Linked DNA regions of Mus musculus: region 1 is linked to region 2. The links are chromatin loops, found by intact Hi-C in ENCODE. Cell type or tissue: heart. All regions are shown on one strand. Each heading gives the region's core, and the rest is flanking DNA. Links, peaks and the distances in the headings are about the cores only. Region 1 holds the start of S100a11 (S100 calcium binding protein A11). Region 2 overlaps Tchh (trichohyalin).

What was found. A loop is a pair of places that touch in the nucleus more often than their neighbours do. Peaks named below come from ENCODE experiments on the same cell type or tissue, not always from the same donor. Only the 100,000 strongest peaks of a DNase experiment are listed, where the experiment ranks them.
Region 1: a loop joins it to region 2, with 5 times the contacts of the local background. A loop is called at or near these places in 1 of 42 quality-filtered maps.

The regions. Positions count from the first base shown.
Region 1 is chr3:93,518,970-93,527,293 of GRCm38, forward strand. S100a11 (S100 calcium binding protein A11) reads left to right here and starts at 1,527. Exons shown (of 3, transcript NM_016740.3): 1 at 1,527-1,584; 2 at 5,082-5,230; 3 at 7,023-7,319. The coding sequence starts at 5,090. The coding sequence ends at 7,178. In heart, for the core only: CTCF peaks have their summits at 1,942 and 3,805 (motif pointing right); DNase peaks (open chromatin) are centred at 1,522, 1,972 and 3,822; H3K4me3 peaks cover 1,660 bases; H3K27ac peaks cover 950 bases.
Region 2 is chr3:93,443,176-93,451,499 of GRCm38, forward strand. Tchh (trichohyalin) reads left to right here. Exons shown (of 2, transcript NM_001163098.1): 2 at 218-5,902. The coding sequence ends at 4,879. Among named protein-coding and RNA genes, the nearest start is that of Tchh, 5.0 kb to the left of the region's middle. In heart, for the core only: CTCF peaks have their summits at 3,066, 4,259 and 4,507; DNase peaks (open chromatin) are centred at 1,546 and 4,456; H3K4me3 peaks cover 4,669 bases; H3K27ac peaks cover 1,909 bases; H3K27me3 peaks cover 1,665 bases.

The DNA.
Region 1 (8,324 bases), core at 60-8,059, 76 kb after region 2:
TAAAAGTATTAGTAAGTTACTTTGTTTCTTTTATTGTGTGTTTTGTTCTAAAGTAAGCAGTTAATCAATCAAAATTGCACATTGGGAAAATGTGTTTTTATTGATTAAATATGTTTTTATTGGAGGGCAAGGGCCCAGTTGCAAAATCAATGGAAAAAGGGAGTGGGGATGTAAACTCTATCAGTGCAGGTGTGGAAGAAGGACAGGTGGGTCCAAGCACACAGTAAGCTGAAATTCCAAGGGCCATGATTTTAGAAAATCGTGTAAGAAAGTAATTTTTTTAAAAACATGGTGCTAATGTTTTCAAATAAGGAAAATGGGAAAATGGTCACATCATCGGCAGAAATGGAAAGAGGGTGGATCTAATTATTTTTTGAATTATTGTTGGAAACACAAGAGTGTTTGTTTTGGTTTGGATTCTAATTTTCTTATGAGACAAAATCCTACTCTGTAACCCAAGCCGTTCTGGAATTCACTAGGTAGGCCACAGGCTGGCCTTGAACTTGCAGTAGTCTTCCCTCTTCAGCCTTGCACATGCTGAGATTATAGGCAAGGGCCACCATGTCTGACTTCAAGGGTTCCTAAACAAGAGACAGGAACTGTGACTGGTGAAATTGGGGGAGCAGAAACCAGGAAGCATTCACACAATGCCCTATTCACATCTACTCTGCAAGTTGTTCTTTTTTTTGGGGCGGGGGGTGTCTCCTTAAGGGCATCACTCTATGTGATAGACATTCTACGTGCCTTTACTAAGTGGTGAAGGCAGCATGGCTTGTTTATAGATGGGAAAATGGAAGCTCAGAGGGGCCAGTACTTGCCAAAAGTGCTGCAGTGATGTTGTGGACCAAGGATTAGAAGCTGGAAGTTTGTCATACAATTCCCAACTTTATTGAAACACAGACAGGAAAATGCCGCACTTGCACAGGGAGATGTTTAGCTGCAAGAGTTTTCTTAACTGTCATTTTAAAACTTGAAAGCAGGGTGAAAATTATCTCTAGACAATAATCACCAATATTCTGTTGGCAATAATCACTGCCCTTAGGTAGGCCAGATGGTGCACACCTATAATCCAGCACTTGGGATGCGGGGGTAGGAGGGTCCTAAGTTTGAGGCTAGCCTGTGCTACATAGAGAATCAAAGTCAGCTTTAGCTACTCAGGAATACCACGTGTCAGAAAAATTTAAAAAATCACAACTGTTTATTAAATTTCTTCAGTGTAGCAGGACAGCCCCAGCTCCTAGGGACCTACTTGATGAGCACGACTCACATTCTTTCTGCTTATCTGACCTGAACTGCAAATGGACACGTGCATAGAAAAAGAGCTAGGGGCATGACTTCCCCTAAAGCCAAAAATCTTTGAGATTCCAGGGAGAGAGGAACAGAGACCTGTTGAGTCACAGGGACTACAACCAGTGAGCTGAGTCTAGAGCACCGACATGGGGACAGGCCGAGGCCTGCGGAGGGGCGGGGGCCGGGGCGGGCACAGCCTGAGTCAGGCTGAGGGGCGGGACCCGGACCCCGACCGCCACTCCTGTCCCAGCCACCGTCAGCCACAGTCGCAGCCGGACCTCGCTCCTCAACTTGGTAAGCATAAGTTTTTGAACTTTTTAGATTTTTTTCTTTTTAATGAAAACAACAAAGAGCTACGCATGCTCTTGGCTGGGTGTATCTTGGACTAACGTGTGGACGTGGCAGAAAATGGATCGGGAAGATGAAACTGTGGGAGGCAATTAGAGAAGAGTGGAGGGCACGAGGAAGCCCTAAAATTACACCCTAATAACAGCCTGTGGGGAGAAACGGCGGTCTTTTGTTCTCCCGGGCAAAATAAGTTCTAGGCTGGGTGCGGCTGCCTAACTGGCCTGAGCCCGGGCTGGGTGCGGCCGCTAGACTCCCTGGGGCCGTGAGCCCCTGAACCCAACCAGTGGCGGCCGCCAGAGAGCTGCAGACTCAGTGAGAACTTGGGGCAGCGTCGCTAGGCGTTCATGAAGACTAGAAAGAAAGCGGTTCAGAACGTAGCCTTCCTGAATTCTGGGGGACTCAGCTGCGGGGAAACCGCAGGCAAACAGCCAAGACATACAGATGAGAAACCGGAGCCTGTTGCAGCCATTGGAACCACAGACAGGAATGTGGGAGGAGGCCAGTCCCTCCCAGCTCGCTCTTTTCCTCTCCCCCTTACTCCACTCCCAGCCATCTTTTTAGCCACTCCCTACATCACCTGCCTGTCTCCTACCTGCTACTTCAGTTCCCCTCGTTTCTTTAAAAAATGTTTCCAGTAATTCACATCCCCTCCAAAATCTACCCCTTCCTTTGACTCTTCAAAGAGGATCAGCAAATGTTGGAGAGAGGCCCAAGTGCGTTTTTGCCCTAGTCCCAAACTAATTATAGATTTTTATGTTTTTAAATGGTTGGAAGACATTCAAAAGGAAAAGAATCCCTTGTAATGCATGAGAATGGCATGAAAATCAAATGTATAGAGTTTACAGGCACCGCCACACCCTTTTGCTTTATGTATCCTCACCCTTGCTGCCTGACTATGGCAAGAGTGATAAGATCTTATGGAGCATAAAGAGCTAAAAAATATCCACAGCTGTCCCTTTATTGCAAATAACAGCAACAGAAAGCTTGCGGACCCCTGCTTTGGTGTGTCAGTCTTTCATCACTTCCTACTTATTGTTTCCTTCTTCCCCTTTTCATCACACAGGGTACCTAGGGCCCAGCACCAACAGGTTATGAGGTGAAAGGAGATAGATGAGACCCTGAACACTTGAAGGAAGAGCTTTGGTGCTGGTTGAGAAAGAGATAGTTGGTGTGGTTCCCTCTTTTTCACATATTTCTGTCAAGGGGAAGCTTCCCTGGAACGTTGGGTGTTTAGGTTGCGTTTTAAAAGGATCTCACTGCGTCCTTTCACAGTGGGGTTTTCCTTGCTGTCACTGTTCCCATCATGCAAAAGGGCGATGGTGTGGGCCGTGCCCTCTCTTTCAGCCGCTGCTCCACATGGGCAAAACCTTCCCATCTGAGCCCTCTGTTCTAAGGGAAAGAAGAAAGGAGCATCTATAGGCCTGGAACCTCCTCCCCAGTCTAGCGAGTCCTCCGTGCCAACTCTCCTGCTATCATGTGACACACTAATAAGGCAGCTAGATTTTAGTTCTGATAGGAAGAGCATGTTGTGTAAACACTTGTTTCTAGGCTGTGGTGTTTGGTGTTTCCCCCCCCCCCCCCCCCTAACTTACCAATAGTTTTCTCTCCTTCAGACTCTTTAGAAAGAACTTATCTCCAGAAGAAGGTTCAGGTACTCTGGGCATTCCTAGGTGCAGTGAGCCACAGCAGTGCAATTTTGATAATAAGCTGCTTAAGATAGGTGTTAGGAACGGGGCATGGTGGCGCACGCCTTTAATCCCAGCACTCAGGAGGCAGAGGCAGGCGGATTTCTGAGTTCGAGGCCAGCCTGGTCTACAGAGTGAGTTCCAGGACAGCCAGGGCTACACAGAGAAACCCTGTCTCGAAAAACAAAAACAAAAACAAAAACAAAAACAAAAAAAAAAAAAAAAGAAAGAAAGAAAGAAAGAAAAAGAAAGATAGGTGTTAGGAAGAGAGGCTGCGGGGCTGCCAGCTTTTGTCATCTTTAGCATGTGCTGTTGCACAGCCTGAAAGCTTCCAACTTTCGTATCCAGAAAGTCCGTCTTAGAGAGCAGTCAAAAACTAAATACTAAATTACATACATACATACATACAAATCATAGTTAACATCAAGCGAGAAAGTGTCAGGGTGTGGTTGACAGGGTCTAGGAAACCCTGCAGTTGCGCTGCTACCCACTAGGGGGAGCACAACGGATCAATTCTGGATTCTGGGAACAGATCTCAACCAGGATGACTCAACTCAGTAGAATTTCCTTTAGGAATTCTGCTGTGGGAAAAGCAGAGTCCGGCACAGAACTTGAATGATGCTCTTCCTGGTGCAACCACAGCTTTGGTTTAACTCTGTGTTAAGACATTCCAGCCACCATTCCTTTGGAAATGAGTGGCGTTTGGATGAAACAAAGGCAGAACTCTGTAGAAAGGAACCTTGTAGCCGAGAGCCTAGGGGTGACGCTACCCTGATAGTTGCCCTCTCATGCCTTAGTTCTGCACAAGTAAAATTAGTGACGTCTAGCTTTCTGCTTTACACACACACAATAAATCTATAGTTTCACTAGGTAGCCCAGGTTAACCCAAACTCTTGATCCTCCAAGGGTATATGCACCCCCACACCTTGCTGAATATACTTTCGAACGTCTAAAATGTCCTCTCTCCTCCCCCCCCCCCCCCCAGTGCACGATTACAGATGTGCTGTTCATTTTCTTCAGAGAAATTCATGAGAATTACTTTAGGGCATCTCATTCAATCACAGTAGCCTCTTGTGGAATAGGTCACTCACTGTAATCTCCCTCCAAAGTTCAGAACATGTGTGTGCAGATTCCTATAGTCATATGAACAGATTATTCATATGTTTTCTCACACTGTCTAAGAATATCAGAAAAGTTCTCCCTTGTCTGAGTCATCTAGTGTTTCTAAGCACTCGGAGTTCTGTGTGGAATACCTTACTGCATGCACTGGAGCTATCAAAAGGAAGCTCACAAAATATCACTTGCTGTTTGCCTCTCTGACCCCTGATAAATGAACAAGACTGCAAGAAACTGCTTCAGCCAAAGATGAGGCACTGCGCTCCTCTGGCACACTCTATTCTCTAGCCTTCCTAATTCTCAAATAAGGAGAATATATTACAATAAAGAAGATTAAATTTGGATTATAATTCAAAATAAGAAAAGAATTCAATAGGGGCAAAGAAAAATATAGGAAAAATAGTTTACAGCGATTAGACCAATATTTATATTACAGTAAATGGCTCAAAACTAAATACTGCATAATTCTATACACTAGAAAAAAATTTAAATATAAACATACATGTATATTTAAATCAAGAAAATGGAATAAAAGGGCATACGTTAATATTCAACCCAAGAAAACTGGGTGAAGTACACTCTTTAGGTACAGTAATTCTCGAAATATTTTTAACCTGAGCCCTCCATTTTTGTTTTCCCCAGAAGCAAAAATGCCTACAGAGACTGAGAGATGCATTGAGTCCCTGATTGCTGTTTTCCAAAAGTACAGCGGGAAGGATGGAAACAACACTCAACTCTCCAAAACTGAATTCCTTTCCTTCATGAACACAGAGCTGGCTGCCTTCACAAAGGTATCTGTCCCAGCCCCCATACCCTGACTGCTTACTGCACTGAACAGGAGCCCAGCAGAATGGCCTTGCATGAAACAGCCTTACTCCAGTCACATGGTTGTAACTAAACATCTTACTCACTTGAAATATGGCTAATGACTTTCTAAATTGATCTAAATGTAAATGTAGAGAGTGGCTGTGTGTGTGTGTGTATTATAGGACATTTGAACATGTTTCTAGTTAGGGTGTGGCTCAGCCCTTAGTACACACTTAATCCCTTGAGAAGAGAGAGGAAAGGGGAGCTACTTGAAGGAGAGACAGACAGTACAAGAAGAGAGTACAGTGCAGGAATACAGTAGAGTTCATTGAGAGCAGTGCAGTAGCGTTGAGAGGGAGAGTGGAGCAGCAGAGAGGGAGGAGGAGACAGTTTAACTGGGATAGTTGTACAGAAACACGTTGCAAGAGAGAACAAGCTGGACACAGGTAAAGACAGAATGAGCAAGAGAATGAGAAGGAGCCAGAAGATTAGAAAAGATTGCTAGATTTAGTTTGAAACCAAGCGGAGCAATTCGGAGGCTGACAGAAAAGCTAAGTTGAATAAGTCATTTGGGTGAGCAGCTAGAGCCAGAACAGTTGAGTTGACCAGCCACCTGGAGTTCAGAAAGAACTAGAAGGGGTGAACTTACTGAGCAGCAAGTCTCAGAGGCTGAAAACATTCTAGGCCTAGATAAGATAGTATGGAGGCTAGAGGCTTCCAGGATGAGGCCTAAGTTGGCAGGCTGAAGCAGTAAGCCTTCAAGATGACAATTACATCAGATTATGTAACGTGTGTATGTGTGTGTGTGTGTGTGTGTGTGTGTGTGTGTGTGTGTATGTGTCTGTGTATCTGTGTGTGTGTATGTGTGTGTCTCTGTATGTGTGTGTGTGTGTGTCTCTGTGTCTGTGTGTGTATGTGTGTGTGTATGTTGGAGATGGGTGGAAGATGAAGCTTCTTATGTAACGTGTGTGTGTGTGTCTGTGTCTCTGTGTGTGTGTGTGTCTCTGTGTCTCTCTGTGTGTGTGTGTATGTGTGTGTGTGTGTCTCTGTCTGTGTGTGTGTCTCTGTGTCTGTGTGTGTGTGTGTGTGTGTGTGTATGTTGGAGATGGGTGGAAGATGAAGCTTCTTATTTAACGTGTGTGTGTGTGTGTGTCTGTGTCTCTGTGTATGTGTGTGTGTCTATGTCTCTGTATGTGTGTGTGTGTCTGTGTCTGTGTGTGTGTGTGTCTGTGTGTGTATGTGTGTGTGTCTCTGTGTCTCTGTGTGTGTGTGTGTGTGTGTTGGAGATAGGTGGAAGATGAAGCTTCTTATTTAACGTGTGTGTGTGTGTGTGTGTGTGTGTGTCTGTGTCTGTGTGTGTGTGTGTGTCTGTGTGTGTGTGTGTGTCTGTGTGTGTATGTGTGTGTGTCTCTGTGTCTCTGTGTGTCTGTGTGTGTGTGTGTGTGTCTGTGTCTGTGTGTGTGTGTGTTGGAGATGGGTGGAAGATGAAGCTTCTTAGGCAGGACCTGTAACTTTCTACCTCAAGCCACTCACTGCCTCGTGGTTTATATATGGGAGTTGCATCCAACACTTTCCAAAGTTGAATAACCCTTAACGTCACAGAAAGAACATAGGACAAGGAGTAAAGAAGTCTGGATTTGTGTCCAGGTCTGCTGCTAAAGCAGGTCGCTCTCAATAACCCCTTCCCGGACTTTCTACTCCACTGAGAATAAAATGTGGCAGCATATTAAGAGGCACCGAAGAAAGTGAAATATAAAGATGTCATTGTTTTTGCAGAACCAGAAGGATCCTGGTGTCCTTGACCGCATGATGAAGAAGCTGGACCTCAACTGTGACGGGCAGCTAGATTTCCAAGAGTTTCTCAACCTCATTGGTGGCTTAGCTATAGCGTGCCATGATTCTTTCATCCAAACTTCCCAGAAGCGAATCTAATCCTCTTAGTTCCCATCCAACCACCAAGTCATCACCTCCCCCGACCCCATCCACACCTGCACTGAGCCCAGCACACCTACCACAACATGTATCCCACGCCTGCTGGCAAAAATAAAACAATGCCATTTTTTTTTAAATGTACACTGAGAGTCAGTAGATTTGTGTAAGGGAGTGTGACATGGAAGCTGGTAGCAGGAGCTGCCTAATAGACAGTGAAGATGCTTCTTGTGTATGCATGAAATCATGACCAATGAACGATGGAACCAGAATCAGCTTGGATTTTTCAGGTTGCTGCTCAGAGGCCATTTGTTGTCACAATTCCCTGATTAAATATCTATATCATAGGCCTGACTGAGGACACAGCCAGAAAGCCAAGGACCTGCCTTTGATTTCCAGTGGGGAAAGAGAACTAGAACACAGGATTCTCCCACATAAGGGCAGATGTCCCAGGAAGGAAGGAGGATAAGCCTATCACTGTGGCTGAACAGTGTGCTGCTGATATATGAAAGACAGGAGCAAGCGTCTCGAGGATGAAGAGGACTGCTCAGGAGAGGGAGCTGGGACGGGGAAGGGACAGAATGGGACAAAAGATGTCAGTGTTTCATGTTTAGTTTGGACTTCCTCACCTGTGGCTGGCTTTAGCTGATACGAAGTCTTCAGTTTATAAACCCCATCACAAAGCAATACAGAGAAGGCCTGGATGGTGAGGAGCCAGGAGATAACACTTTAGAGAAAAATGAGGAGAGGGTAACAGGTTGTAGCAGAACGTTGTCCTTCCCAAGAAGTTAAGCAAAAGTGGACCAGACTGTGAGGTTGTTTAGGTGGGTAAAGGTCCAAAATGAAAGTCAGTGCTTCCAGCTAACAAATACCATGTTTTTGGGGGTATAAGTATATCTCCCTCTGAAGGACCTCCTTAATTGGCCAGCTGCATACGAATGTGGGGAAGTCTGGAACCTGGAAAAGTTTCCATATTCCTTTTGTGGGTACACCCTGTTTTTTTGTTTGTTTGTTTGTTTGTTTGTTTGTTATTTTTTAAAATAATAACCACAAAACCCCAACATTACCCCAGTGAAGAGATGGAAAAGTACCAAGCACGTTAAGGTAATGCTGGTCTGTTGGCTCTTCTACAGTGGCTCCCTTTAAGTC
Region 2 (8,324 bases), core at 11-8,010:
TTGTGAGCCACCATGTGGTTGCTGGGAATTGAACTCAGGACTTATGGAAGAGCAGTCAAGTGCTCTTAGCGGCTAAACCATCTCTCCAGCTCCTCTGTGCATTTTCTAATCGCTCCAAATAGTCCCCTCCCCAAAACAAACGTGAGTGCAAAAGTTTACTACTTGTAAATAATTAATTATAAAACTTTTTTGTTTGTTTGTTTTAATCTTTTCATAGAGACCACATGACCCTGAGACGATAGACCTGACCCTAGAACTTCTGGATCGCGACTGCAACGGGCGTGTTGATTTCAACGAATTCCTCCTGTTCCTTTTCAAGATTGCTCAAGCTTGCTATTATGCTCTCGATCAGGCCGCAGAGCTAGGCGAGAAGAGAGCCCTGCCCAATGAAAAGAGGAACCTGTCACAAGATCGCAGGCAAGAAGACCAAAGGAGATTCGAGCCCCGAAGCAGACAACTGGACGAAGAACCTGGGCGCCGAAGCTGGCAGAAGAGACGTGAGCAGGAGGAGCGCGCTGAGGAGCAGCGGCTGGAGCAGCGCTACAGGCAGCACCGCGATGAAGAGCAGAGACTGCAAAGGCGAGAACTGCAAGAACTGGAGGAACGCCTTGCAGAGAAAGAGCCGCTTGGCTGGAGTAAGGGTCGTGACGCGGAGGAGTTTTCTGAGGTAGAGGAACAGCAAAGGCAAGAGAGGCAGGAACTCAAGGGCAAGGGCCAAACAGAAGAGAGAAGGCTGCAGAAGCGCAGGCAAGAAGAGCTACGCGAACCCCTGCTAAGGCGCGATCTGGAGTTGAGGCGCGAACAAGAGCTAAGGCGCGAGCAGGAGTTGAGGCAGGAACAGAGGCGCGAGCAGGAGCTAAGGCGCGAGCAGGAGCTGAGGCAAGAGCTGAGGCGCGAGCAGGAGCTGAATCGAAGGCAGGAGCTGAGGCGCGAACAAGAGCTAAGGCGCGAGCAGGAGCTGAGGCAGGAGCTGAGGCGCGAGCAGGAGCTAAGGCGCGAGCAGGAGTTGAGGCAGGAACTGAGGCGCGAGCAAGAGCTAAGGCGCGAGCAGGAGTTGAGGCAGGAACTGAGGCGCGAGCAAGAGCTAAGGCGCGAGCAGGAGTTGAGGCAGGAACTGAGGCGTGAGCAAGAGCTAAGACGCGAGCAAGAGCTGAGGCAGGAGCTGGCTGAGGAGGACGAGCTGACGCGGATCCGGGAACCCGACGAGAGCATTACCCAGAGGTGGCAGTGGCAGCTCGAAAACGAGGCAGACGCCCGTCAGAACAAGGTCTACTCTAGGCCTAGCAGGCAGGAGCAGAGGCTTCGCCAGGAGCTGGGGGAGCGTCAGCTCCGGGAGCAGGAGGAGCAGCGCCGCGACCTCCAACAGGAGCGTCCCGCTGAGGAGGCGCGCCAGCGCAACCAGTGGGAGAGGCCGCAGCGGGCGGAGGAGCGCCTGGAGCAGGAGCAGCGGTTCCGCGACAGGGAGGAGCAGCGCTTCCGGGAGGAGAAGCTGCAACGAGCAGAGCTCCAGGACAGCCTCCTAGATGAAGAACAGAGGCGACTCCAGGAGGAACGCCGAGAGCCAAACAGGAGCCGGCAACTGAGGGAAGAAAGCCAGAGGCGCCGCACACTGTACGCCAAACCCAGCCAGAGGCAGCGTAGGGAGGAGGAGCTACGCGAGGAACGGCTGTTGCAAGAAGAGCAGCGCCAGCAGCGGGAGAGGAAACACCGCAGGGAGGAGGATCTGCAGCAGGAGGAAAAGCGGCTGCAGCAAGACGAAGAGCAACTGCAGCGAGAAAGGAGGCGCCTGCAGCGGGAGAGGCAGTATCAGGAGGAGGACCTGCAACAGGAGGAAGAGCGGCTGCAGCAGGAGGAAGAGCGGCTGCAGAGAGAAAGAAGGCGCCTGCAGCAGGAAAGGCAGTATCAGGAGGAGGACCTGCAGCGGCTGCGGGATGAAGATCAGCGCAGGGATCTGAAATGGCAGTGGCAACCAAGGAAAGAAAATGAAGTTCGTAGTAACAGGCTCTTCACCAAACGCAGAGGGGATGAGGAACCCATCCAGCAGCTGGAAGATTCTCAGGAGCGAGAGAGACGTCAGGATCGGCGGCCTCTGCAAGACGAAGAGGAAGAGAAGAGAGAGCTGGAGCAGGAGAGGAGGCGTCGACAGCAGCGCGACCGTCAGATCCTAGAGGAAGAGCAGTTTCAGCGAGAGCACCAACGGGAAGCCAGAAGACGAGATGAGACGTTCCAGGAGGAAGAACAGCTCCAGGGAGAATCGAGAAGACGGCAACAGGAGAGAGAGGGCAAGTTCCTTGAGGAGGAAAGGCAGCTGCGGACAGAACGGGAAGAGCAGAGGCGGCGTCAAGAACAAGAGAGAGAATTCCAAGAGGAGGAGGAGCACCTCCAAGAACGCGAGAAAGAACTTCGGCAGGAATGCGACAGAAAATCTCGTGAACAAGAGCGCCGCCAGCAGCGTGAGGAAGAGCAGCTGAGGCGTCAGGAGCGGGACCAGAGATTCCGTCGGGAACAAGAACGCCACCTGGAACGTGAGGAAGAGCAGCTGCGGGACAGACCATCCCGCCGGGAACAAGAACGCCACCAGGAACGTGAGGAAGAGCAGCTGCGGGACAGACCATCCCGCCGGGAACAAGAACGCCACCAGGAACGTGAGGAAGAGCAGCTGCGGGACAGACCATCCCGCCGGGAACAAGAACGCCACCAGGAACGTGAGGAAGAGCAGCTGCGGGACAGACCATTCCGCCGGGAACAAGAACGCCGCCTGGAGCGTGAGGAAGAGCAGCTGCGGGACAGACCATCCCGCCGGGAACAAGAACGCCACCAGGAACGTGAGGAAGAGCAGCTGCGGGACAGACCATCCCGCCGGGAACAAGAACGCCGCCTGGAGCGTGAGGAAGAGCAGCTGCGGGACAGATCATTCCGCCGGGAGCAAGAGCTCAGACGGGACAGAAAATTCCATGAGGAAGAAGAGCGCCGCGAGGAACTGGAGGAAGAGCAGCGTGGCCAAGAGCGGGACCGTTTGAGGGTGGAGGAGCAGCTTCGCGGACAGCGAGAGGAAGAGCAGCGCCGCCGCCAGGAATGTGACAGAAAATTACACCGGGAACTAGAGGTCCGCCAGGAACTGGAGGAAGAGCGGCTGCGGGACAGAAAGCTCCGCAGGGAACAAGAGCTCAGGCGCGACAGAAAATTCCATGAGGAAGAAGAGCGCCGTCATGAGGAGTTCGAGGAAAAGCAGCTGCGCCTCCAGGAACCGGACAGAAGATTCCGCCGGGAACAAGAGCTCCGTCAGGAATGCGTCGAGGAAGAGCGGCTGCGGGACAGTAAGATCCGCCGGGAGCAAGAGCTCCGCCGGGAGCGCGAAGAAGAGCGGCTGAGGGACAGAAAGATCCGCCGGGACCAAGAACTCCGCCAGGGACTGGAGGAAGAGCAGCTGAGGCGCCAGGAACTTGACAGAAAATTCCGTGAGGAACAAGAGCTCGACCAAGAACTGGAGGAAGAGCGGCTGCGGGACAGAAAGATCCGCCGGGAGCAAGAGCTCCGCCGGGAGCAAGAGCTCCGCCGGGAGCAAGAGTTCCGCCGGGAGCAAGAGCTCCGCCGGGAGCAAGAGTTCCGCCGGGAGCAAGAGCTCCGCCAGGAGCGCGAGGAAGAGCGGCTGAGGGACAGAAAGATCCGCCGGGACCAAGAACTCCGCCAGGGACTGGAGGAAGAGCAGCTGAGGCGCCAGGAACGTGACAGAAAAGTCCGTGAGGAACAAGAGCTCGACCAAGAACTGGAGGAAGAGCGGCTGCGGGACAGAAAGATCCGCCGGGAGCAAGAGCTCCGCAGAGAGCAAGAGCTCCGCCGGGAGCAAGAGTTCCGCCGGGAGCAAGGGCTCCGCCGGGAGCGCGAGGAAGAGCGGCTGAGGGACAGAAAGATCCGCCGGGACCAAGAACTCCGCCAGGGACTGGAGGAAGAGCAGCTGAGGCGCCAGGAACGTGACAGAAAATTCCGTGAGGAACAAGAGCTCGGCCAAGAACTGGAGGAAGAGCGGCTGCGGGACAGAAAGATCCGCCGGGAGCAAGAGCTCCGCCGGGAACGCGAGCAAGAGCAGCGGCGCCGCCTGGAGCGTGAGGAAGAGCAGCAGCGTCTCCATGAGCGTGAGGAAGAGCAGCGGCGCCGCCAGGAGCGCGAGCAAGAGCAGCAGCGGTGCCTGGAGCGTGAGGAGGAACAATTTCGCTTTGAGGAGCAGCAGCGCCGCCGCCAGGAACGCGAGCAACAGTTGAGACAGGAGCGCGACAGAAGAGTCCTTGAGGAAGAAGAGCTTCGTCAGGAAAGGGAGGAGCTGCTGCACCGCCAGGTGGGTGGCAGGAAATTCCGGGAAGAGGAGCGACTCCGCCTGGAAAGAGAGGAACAGCAGCGTCGTCTCCAGGAGCGTGACAACAGAAGATTCCGCGAGGAAGTAGAGCTCAGGCAAGAAAGGGAAGGGCAGCAGCTTCGCCAAGAGCGTGACAGAAAATTCCGTGAGGTAGAAGAGCTTCGCCAGGAAGAACAGCGCCGCCGCCAGGAGCGTGACAGGAAATTCCGGGAAGAGAAACACCCACGCGAGGAACGCGAGGAACAGCAGTTGCGCAGGGAGAAGCGAGATGGTCAATACCTGGCTGAGGAGCAGTTTGCCAGGGATACGATTCGTCGCCAGGAACAAGAACTACGTCAAGAAGAGGAACAAAGACGTCGCCAAGAGCGGGAGAGAAAATTCCAAGAAGAGCAAATCCGTCGTAGGCAAGAGGAGCAGAGGCGCCGCCAAATCCTGGAGCCTGGTACACGCCAGTTTGCCAATGTCCCAGTGCGTTCCAGCCCTCTCTATGAGTACATCCAGGAGCAGAGGTCTCAATACCGCCCTTAAAAGATGCTGCAAACATCCTGGCACCAGCCAAAGCTTCAAGCAAAAGAAAATGAGAAACACTAGGGTATCCAGCGATAACTCAAGTGTTTCTGGTTGTGGGAAAACTCTCTGATCTTAGAATGTGTCTTTTCTTACAGAATCTTAAACTATACTAATTTCATTTCCTTTAATTCCTGTCTTTCATTCTTCCACAGGTAGTTCTTTTTTGCAAGATGTCTTTGTTCTTTAGTGAAGATATGATGTGCACTTTTAAAACTAAGCCATTTAATTTTTTGAACGAATTTTCTTTGAGGAGCACATTGGTTTATTGCCTTCTTAAATAACAAGAATAATGCAAGCAATCTGATATTCAAAGTAATTGAATCGCTACTTTTAGTGGTGGATCATTTTATCTAAAGCTTTCATTTTATGAGTTCAAGTTGACATTTTCTTTGGCTTAAATTTTGTCTTTACCTCCAAATGGTTTTCTTAGGTTTTGTTGCAAAATTATGACAGATTCCATCAGCAGGCTGAAACTTAGATCCCTCAGATAATGTAGGAGGAAGAGGATTTATGCAGAAAATAATATATGAAGTCAGTTCATAACTGAACAAATCTTGTTAAGAGAAATGCTTGACAGAAAATTATAATTTGGCATTATATTTTTTATATTTTGCATCATCTAAAATCTCATGAAGTGAAAGCAAGGTGGTCCTCAAACAACTCAAATTTAAAACTGTAGTTGTAGCACTCTGTTCCATTTCCCCAAGTCTTATTGAGTTTGAGAATTTTTCTACTTTTGTACATTTTGGTTTAGAGGGAACCTACTCAAGATTCTGTAAACATTTGTCTTGTTTGGGTCCAATAAAAGTTCACAGAGTGATGGCAAAAGGAAAAGGGAAATGTATGAACAGAGGACAAATTTCTAGAGGTCTCTTTATTATACTTAGATGCTCACAGTACTTTGAGGCTTTATACTACCTGGAAGACATTCTTGTTCAAATAATTGGACTGTTAAAAATCAATAAATGTTTGGCAAATATTTTTTCTTGTCTGTTTTAATTATGTGCCTATCATAACTCATATATAGTCTGGAAATTCATGTATTCCCAATATCTTATGGTAGTTTTACTATTAGCTATGTCCAAATAAGAAAGGAAGAAAGAAACTTTGATTTTTTTTTCTACAAATTTTCCCAATTAAGGTGACTCCTATATTATTTAAGAGTAAGACTTGGGCCGGGCGTGGTGGTGCACGCCTTTAATCCCAGCACTTGGGAGGCAGAGGCAGGCGGATTTCTGAGTTCGAGGCCAGCCTGGTCTACAAACTGAGTTCCAGGACAGCCAGGGCTATACAGAGAAACCCTGTCTCAAAAAGCCAAAAAAAAAAAAAAAAAAAAAAAAAAAAGAGTAAGACTTGGACAGCAAATTAGAAATTGGCATTATATTTCTATACTTAGTACCACTTAAAATTTCATAAAGCAAAAGCAAATGTTGCTCAAATAATTCAAATTAAAACTGCTATTCCATTTCCCCAAGTTTTGTTGAGTTTGAGAATATTACTACTTTTGTATATATTGCTTTAGAGGGAACTTTCTCAAGACCCTGTAAACATCTGTCTTATTTGGGGGCTGTACTGGCTAGTTTTGTGTCAAGTTGACACAGGCTGGAATTATCACAGAGAAAGGAGCTTCAGTTGGGGAAATATCTCTACAAGATCCAGCTGCAAGGCATTTTCTCAATTAGTGATCAACGGGGAAGGGCCCCTTGTGGGTGGAACCATCTCTGGGCTGGTAGTCTTGGGTTCTATAAGAGAGCAGGCTGAGCAAGCCAGGGGAAGCAAGCCAATAAAGAACATCCCTCCATGGCCTCTGCATCAGCTCCTACTTTCTGACCTGCTTGAGTTCCAGTCCTGACTTCCCTTGGTGATGAATAGCAGTATGAAAGTGTAAGCTGAGTAAACCCTTTCCTCCCCAACTGCTTCTTGGTGCAGGAATAGATGTTGTTTGTGCAGGAATAGAAACACTGACTAAGACAGGGGCCAAAAAGTTTTCAATGAGTGTTGGATGAGGTTAAGGAGACCCTTATATTATTTCCAGTACCACAGAGACTCTCTTTCTAAGTGTTTTGTTTTTAATGCTACTGCTTTCTGTATTCTTTCTTGCAGTGACTCACACTAGTCATGGCATACTGCACTCCCAATGTTGCTATTGCCTTTTTAAATGGAGTAGCTAGCCGGGTGTGGTGGCGCACACCTTTAATCCCAGCACTTGGGAGGAAGAGGCAGGCAGATTTCTGAGTTCTAGGCCAACCTGGTTTACAAAGTGAGATCCAGGACAGCCAGGGCTACACAGAGAAACCCTGTCTCGGGGGAAAAAAAAAAAAAAGGAGTAGCTACTTTGTACTTAAGCCAGTGATGGAACATGACCTAAAATTTAGGAGCAGCTCTATAGACATAATTAATGACCCAGTGATTGAAGCAACATAGTCCATGAGGTGCCTGAATGAGAAAATGCTAAATAATAATTAGTCTAAATGTTACATTACTATCACACAATGCAGATACCCCATGCCACTCTATTATCATTGTATTAAATTCTATTATTTAATTGAGTAACTAGGGAAGATTTTCAAAAAGACTTTATTAAGATTATCGCTATTTTAAGCCATGTGTAGCAGCACACTCCTTTAATCCCAGAACCCACAAAGCAAAAACAGATGGGTCTCTGAGTTAGAGGCAAGCCTGACCTACAGAGCAAGTTCCAGGACAACCAGAAATACACAAAGAAAGCCTATCTTAGGAAAAAGACACAGAGAGAGGGAAGGGGGAGAAAAGAAAATTAGTATTTTTATTTGTGAAAATCATGGAAAAGTGCCCTAAAATTATAGTCAACATTTTAGTCAAAGGCTAACAATGCAACTCCTGAATGTCATTTTGGTTGAATAAGGAGACTCTTAATTGTAAAGAGTCTAGACTCTCTCACACTTTAACACAAATGTAAGATGTTCATCAAAAACAAGCTAAAGAATCCTTTTGTTCTTCCAAACTATAAAACCATTTTTTTCTCCACATATATATTTTTCTCCAAGTGCTTTACAGAAGCCCTGGAAGAAATCCAATATTTTCCCCAAAGATCCTCATACAAGGGTCTCCTTCTAAATTCCCAGCTCCAGGACATTCTACTTAACAACTAGTTATGCTACAGTTCAGCAGTAGTAGTGAAAGCCATTCAGACTTCTTATAGCAGAAATTATTGCTTCAATTTTAATAATGCCCTTTTTTGACAAATATATCAAAAAAGCCCTAGCTACTCATAGCACAGTGGCGGGAAAACTTGGAGACCAACCATCTTTATACAGCTGAATGATGTACCTATCAGGGCAGGACCATGATGTTATTGGGCAATTGCATCTTTAACGTCAAGCTAGTAATTCTAGTAGCATTACTTCAACTGCTACTAGGAAAT